2 separate regions of the Homo sapiens genome follow, and region 1 is linked to region 2. A link is a contact called in ENCODE Hi-C or POLR2A ChIA-PET data. All regions are on one chromosome and are shown on one strand. Each heading gives the region's core, a stretch centred on a gene start or an enhancer-like site at or near the end of the contact. The rest is flanking DNA. Distances are from core to core; before and after follow the strand shown.

The links. Hi-C counts contacts between places; a loop is a spot of excess contacts on that map. ChIA-PET counts read pairs that join two places held with the same protein, here RNA polymerase II (POLR2A). Pooled maps may share reads with other maps.
Region 1: a pooled map shows a loop between it and region 2 (6-fold over the local background). The contact joins two enhancer-like sites. A Hi-C loop is called at or near these places in 2 of 168 maps with a recorded cell type or tissue (B cell and Calu3) and 6 of 50 pooled maps. POLR2A ChIA-PET finds 5 or more read pairs at or near these places in 3 of 52 experiments (OCI-LY7, activated T-cell and activated naive CD8-positive, alpha-beta T cell).

The regions. Positions count from the first base shown.
Region 1 is chr7:151,931,141-151,934,398 of GRCh38, reverse strand. No RefSeq gene overlaps it. Among named protein-coding and RNA genes, the nearest start is that of GALNTL5, 24 kb to the left of the region's middle. RefSeq lists enhancers at 926-975, 996-1,095. Within about 2 kb of position 1,823, at least 11 of the 41 ENCODE cell types and tissues checked have a DNase peak (open chromatin) inside an H3K27ac peak, as active enhancers do.
Region 2 is chr7:151,837,433-151,840,568 of GRCh38, reverse strand. The region is part of intron 1 of PRKAG2 (protein kinase AMP-activated non-catalytic subunit gamma 2); the gene reads left to right. Among named protein-coding and RNA genes, the nearest start is that of PRKAG2-AS2, 33 kb to the right of the region's middle. RefSeq lists enhancers at 1,683-1,732, 1,965-2,546. Within about 2 kb of position 1,473, at least 10 of the 41 ENCODE cell types and tissues checked have a DNase peak (open chromatin) inside an H3K27ac peak, as active enhancers do.

The DNA of each region.
Region 1 (3,258 bases), core at 574-3,073, 93 kb before region 2:
GAGGCAAGGCCAAGTGTGTTCACCACAGCATTGTTTGTTATGAGGAAAAATGGAAATAACCTAAATGTCCCAGAATAAGAGAACTGGTAAATATGTTGTGATATTTATACAACCAATAGCATACAGAAGAGGAAAATGAATGAAACAGAAACACAAGGAAAAACTTCAAAAGTATAATATTGTGGGAGAAAAACAGATTGCAGAATAATACATGCAGTGTGACAGTAACTTCTTATAAAATTTCAAACATATAAAACAGCAGTGTGCATTGTATTGGCACACATACATGTAGAGAAGTATAAACATATGTATGGGAGTAATACAGATAAATTCAGAACCATGATTACTTTAGGGAGAGGATATATTTAGGGACCCTCAACTGTATCTATTTTACCTTTTTAAAGGATCTGAAGTAAATGTGGGGCAAAATGTTAAGATCTGATAAAGCTGGTTTGTGGGTGCATGGGTATTTTTATATTATTCTCTATATACATTTAAAAAGTCTGTAATATTTCATAACAAAAAAACTAATGGTCTTACATGTTGAAATAGTACTCACAGAAATTAATTCCTTATAACCTATAACATTCTTCATTGTATCTATTAAATATGATTGGTTTTGGCGGGGGGGCGGGGGGGCCGTGGTTCACACCTGTAATCCCAGCACTTTGGGAGGCCGAGGCAGGTGGAGTCAGGAGTTTGAGACCAGCCTGACCAACATGGTGAAACCCTGTCTCTACTAAAAATACAAAAATCAGCTGGGTGTGGTAGTGGGCGCCTGTAATCCCAGCTACTCAGGAGGCTGAGGCCGGAGAATCACTTGAACCCAGGAAGCGGAGGCTGCAGTGAGCCGAGATCACACCACTGCACTCCAGCCTGGGCAACAGAGCAAGCCTCTGTTAAAAAAAAAAAAAAAGACTGGTGTCTTTTATTTCATAGATGGTCCACAAGAGGGAGATCTAGAATAATTATGTGTAAGGAGAACAGCCTCCTAGGGCTTGTCGGGAGTGCTATGGAAACCAGGTGTCATCGGACAGTCCTACCGCCCTCTGGCAGGAGAGGCGATGCCCCTACCCCTTGTTCCCAAACCTACACAACAACTCCTTACGGCAAAGAGGACACATCACAGGGCGCAGTGACAATCTGAACCGTGTTGTGTTTTCTTGTTTTGTTTTGTTTGAGACGGAGTCTCGCTCTGTCGCCAGGCTGGAGTGCAGTGGCGCGATCTTGGCTCAGTGGAACCTCCGCCTCCCGGGTTCACGCCATTCTCCTGCCTCAGCCTCCCGAGTAGCTGGGATTACAGGCGCCCGCCACCACGCCCGGCTAATTTTTATATTTTTAGTAGAGACGGGGTTTCACCATGTTAGCCAGGATGGTCTCGATCTCTTGACCTTGTGATCCGCCCGTCTCTGCCTCCCAAAGTGCTGGGATTACAGGCGTGAGCCACCGCACCCGGCCTGAACAGTGTTTTAAAAAACACAATGTAACAAATTGTTGGCAGAGTAAGTAACACCCAGCAGCTAGAGGAAGGGAGTTGAGAGTGCAGGCAAACAGGCGCGACCCACGGGTGTCCCTGGCACCTATGGCGGGTGCTCCCTCCATTCCTTTGGGACGCTTCCTAAGGCGCTGTTTTTCTTGTTATTCTGTACACTTGATTCCCTCGAATTCTCAGGAAAATGCTGCCAGCGGCCAATTCACCAGTAAAGAGCTTTTATTACACAATCATATAATAAATATGACCTCAGAGCTGGCTTTTATCCAGGCTAATGCCCACAGAGAGGGGACCGTGTTCTGGCCACCTTTGGAGACTGGGCTTCCTATTGAGGGTTGGGAGCCTTCTCCTAAAGAACTAATCAACCAGAAACCAGAAGTGAGTCTTAGAAAACAGCAGGCACCACCCCTCTGATGTCATCTTTGAAAGAACCAAGAAAATCTTGCCTTTCAAGGATAGAGCTCTCTCCAGTGCAGCTCACAGGAAATTAAGCACTACGTTTCAATGAAGACGGGAGTGAGTGTAAATTCTGATTTCACCACCTACTAATTGCATGCCCTTGGGGAAGCGAATTAGCCTTGTTAAGTCTATTTCCTTTCTTTGTAAAACTAGGAAAATATTACTTACATCATGTGCAAGTTGCTCTAAGAGTGAAATGGACACTAGTAGAGTGGCACATTTCTTGATTCATTTTTAAGAACTGACGGTATACCAGGTCAAGAATTTGCTCCGCTCACACCTGTAATCCCAGCACTTTGGGAGGCAGAGGCAGGCGGATCACGAGGTCAGGAGATCGAGACCGTCCTGGCTAACACAGTGAAACCCCGTCTCTACTAAAAAAAATACAAAAAATTAGCCGGGCTTGGTGGCGGGCGCCTGTAGTCCCAGCTACTCGGGAGGCTGAGGCAGGAGAATGGCGTGAACCCGGGAGGCGGAGCTTGCAGTGAGCTGAGATCGCGCCACTGCACTCCAGCCTGGGCGACAGGGTGAGACTCTGTCTCAAAACAACAACAACAACAAAAAGAATTTGCTCCATAAATGTTAGTTTGTTTTTCCTTTCCCCTAAACAAGGGAGAAAGGAATTAGTTTCATGATGGCTGTCCTGTAGAAGAGATGATGAAAGGCTTTTGCGTTCATATTGGTGCCCCATCACTAACATTATTTGGAGAAAGATATTTCTTTGTATATATGTGTATACAAATATACAGTTATACAAATATACATTGTATGCAAATAACACACATATAAATATATGTTAGGTGTGTGTATGTTTATTATACTATACTCTGGTTTCCAAAAGGGATTTGCATCACTTTAAGAAAAAAAACAAGATAGTTAAAAATCATGCAGTCATTTAAATACTTTTATTCTCTGCTGGTGGGAGTGCCAATCAGCACAACATTTCTGAAATGCATTTTGTTATATCAAGAGTCTTAAAATGTTTATTTCGGACACTTCTAGAAATTTATTCTAAGTAAATATTAAAAATCAAAGGAAACTATGTTTTAAAATAGTTTATTACAAACATTATTTTAACAACAAAATTTGGAAACTTCCCATATGCTTAACAGTGAAGAGAAAAGGTAAATAAATAATTGGAAATGCTATAATATCCAGTGAAAAATCAGGAAATACACAAAAATTGTGTATACAGTATGATTGCAACTATGTATAGCTGTAGAGACACACACACAAAAAGACTGGAAATTATCACCTATAATTTCACCATTTCTTTGTGTGATTCAGTATTTTCAAATTTTGGAAGG
Region 2 (3,136 bases), core at 224-2,723:
GATGCATCTGTAGTCTCAGGACTGCAGGTTGGGGCCTCGGGACAGGTGCACAGAGGCAGGAGGCTGAGATGGGAGGATCAATTGAGGCCAGGAAGTTGAGGCTGCAGTGAGCTATGATTGCCCCACCCAGCTATGATTGAGCCTGGATGACAGAGCGAGACCTCATCTAAATGAATGAATGAGTAACTAACTGGTGCATGGTGAGGGCCCTTTGCAGCTGGGCTGCTGGGCCAGCTGCTGCTTTCTCTACACAGGCAGCCTGGGGAACCTCGAAGGCACCTTAGCCAGCCAGTTGCATTCTGGGCATGGAGGACCTGTCCTCCCTCAAGGCCTGTGCTGTCCAGGCACCTTTTCAAATGCCTCCCTACTGTCACCAGCTCCGGGGAGATGAATCTGCCACTCCTAACAAGTAACTTAGATGATGTCTTCTTTTGAAAGTCTACTTTTCTGATTACAAACGTAATGTAAAATGTAATGCCCTCAAGGACTGGCGCACACACTCAGGGTACAAATACAGTCACTCCTCTTTCAGTGTCCAAATTCACCGCTCCAGCCCCCACTCTCTTTGTTAGGGGGATATCTGATCTCCCTCTTGAGCCCTGCCCCCAATTGTCCAAGAACCCCTGGGGTACAGGTGTGGCCTCCCAGGGAGCTGCCACCCTGCTCAGCTTCCTCTGCCGCCCTGCTCAGCTTCCTCTGCTGTGGCTCCTGGGCCACACGGTGTCCCTGGGGAAGGCGGGCCCCTGCTACGTTGGGCTGGCTGGCCCTGGATGGACCACTACCCAAGCTCAGTGACATTGCAGGTGTGACCACTTGGGGCTCAGCACCCTTGGGCTATGGACAGAGCTAGAGCCTGGAGCACCAGATCCCAAGTCAGGACCAGGTGTCCCTGGCGTTTCTTCCCTAGTGGTTACCGAGGCCCGAGGCGGCGTCTCCATGACACCCTCATTCCCTGCTGAAGGAATTCTCGTGGGTGAAGCATTATGTAAATCATCAGACCGGATTTAAATACAAGACATGAGTAAGGTGTGGCGAAAGCATTGGAACTGTAGACATTGCTATTCTCATTCCGAACAGGCACTGAGTACAAGGTTGCTCAATGAAAAATAGCAGACTCATGGACCATCATCCTTGTCTAGGTGGGGAAACTGAGGCCTAAAGAGGTCAGGGTTAGGGCTGGACGGCAGGGGCTGCGGACCGCTTCTGAGCTGCAAACCAGCACGAGAGTTCCGACCGCGGTGCCCGGCCACGCTGCCTTGCCCCAGCATCACTTGACTTCCTCCTTCTACTTTCCTTCCTTCTGCAGGCCAGTCTGTAGTTGGCTGATGTCTGAGAATATCACGACTTTTCTGATTCTTAGCAGAAAAGATGTGGTTTTCTAGGAAGCTTCTGGTGCAGCGAGCCCTGGTTGGGGTGGGGCTGAGGGCAGTTAAAGCCCAACGTGCCCCTGCCTAGCCGTTCAGGAAATGGCCCGGCTGAGGTGTCAGGCAGCTGCCAGTCTGCAGAGCTGGCTTCAGAGGAAGCTGCCCCTTTTCTATTTTTTTTTTTTTTTTTTTGAGACAGTCTCACTCTGTTGCCCAGCCTGGAGTGCAATGGCTCAGTCTCTGCACACTACAACCTCTGCCTTCCGGGTTCAAGCGATTCTTCTGTCTAAGCCTCTCGAGTAGCTGGAACTACAGGCATGAGCCAACACGCCTGGCTAATTTTTGTATTTTTAGTAGAGATGGGGTTTCACCATGTTGGCCAGGCTTGTCTCTAACTCCTGAACTCAAGGGGTCTGCCTGTCTCAGCCGCCCAAAGTGTTGGGATTACCGGTGTGAGCCACTGTGCCTGGCCTTCTTTACTTTTTTTTTTTTTTTTTTGAAACAGGGTCTTGCTTTATCTCCCTGGCTGGAGTGCAGTGGAGCAAACACAGCTCACTGCAGCCTCGACTTCCCTGGCTCCAGCGGTCCTCCCACCTCAGCCTCCTGAGTAGCTGAGACCACAGGCATGCACCACCACACCTGGCTAATTTTTGTATTTTTTGTAGAGACGGGTTTTACCATGTTGCCCAGGGTGATCTCCAACCCCTGGGCTCAAGCAATCTTCCTGCTTCAGCCTCCCAAAGTGCTGGGATTATAGATGTGAGCCACTGCACCCACCTGCCCCTTGTCTTGGTGGTCTTGTGTCAAATCAGGTGAGACATGTCCAGGATACCCGTCTGCTGGAGACGAGGGTGCTGAGGGGATTGAGCAAGGCTGTGGGGCCGAGCCTGGCAGGGTCGAGGGTGTCCAAGTCAAGGGACACCAGGCCCTTCATGGAGTGGTGCAACGCCACAGCCCCGCTGACCCCAGCTGAGTGCTGCAGCAGTGGGAGCTGGCCTCCTCTTCCTCTTCTGGCTCTGAGTCTACTGTGTTTCCTTCGTTGCTTCTAGAAATAAAGGCACCACTGTGGAGGGAGAGGGAACAGAGATTAAATGTGGGCCCAGCCTCTCCTGTCCTTTCCAGTCCTGCCTCTGCTGGTGCCTGTTCCCGAGGCCCAGGTGTGGCCTCCTCCGGGGTCCTGTGCGCGTTCCCGAGGCCCAGGTGTGGCCTCCTCCAGGGTCCTGTGCGTGTCTCCAAGGCCCAGGCGCGGCCTGCTCCAGTGTCCTTTCCAGCCAGCGCTGCCCACAGGAGTGACTGTCTGCTCAGATCCCGGCTTTACCGGAGGAGAAGCTGCTGTGGGTTTTGTTGCAGGGGGCGGGAACTCTGGATTAGCTGTAGGAAGTAATTCCTCCCTAAGACAGGCCCACTCGGTAGGGGAGCTTCTGAAGGCACTGGTGTAAAGGGAAGTCAGCCAGAAACAGTGATTAATAGATCATTAGCATCTTAAGGGGAAATTATAAAGGTGTTAGGGCTTAAGAGCCCCCTGAGAAAAGTGCCTCGCGTGTGGCATTCAGAACTCTCTAAGCCTCTCCCCTGCTCCCTGCAGTCCCCCCTCGAGGCTGCCTGATTGCCCCGTTCCCAGCTCAGCTTCTAATCTTTAAAAAGGTATTTAAGGTTTATATTAACCATGACTATACTAATATCAACCATTTCTCTCCGTTTGTGTGAAGCACTCTCAACGCCCTGCGAGCGCCGACGGTTGGATGGAGGGAGGGTCGCCCGGATTCACCCCC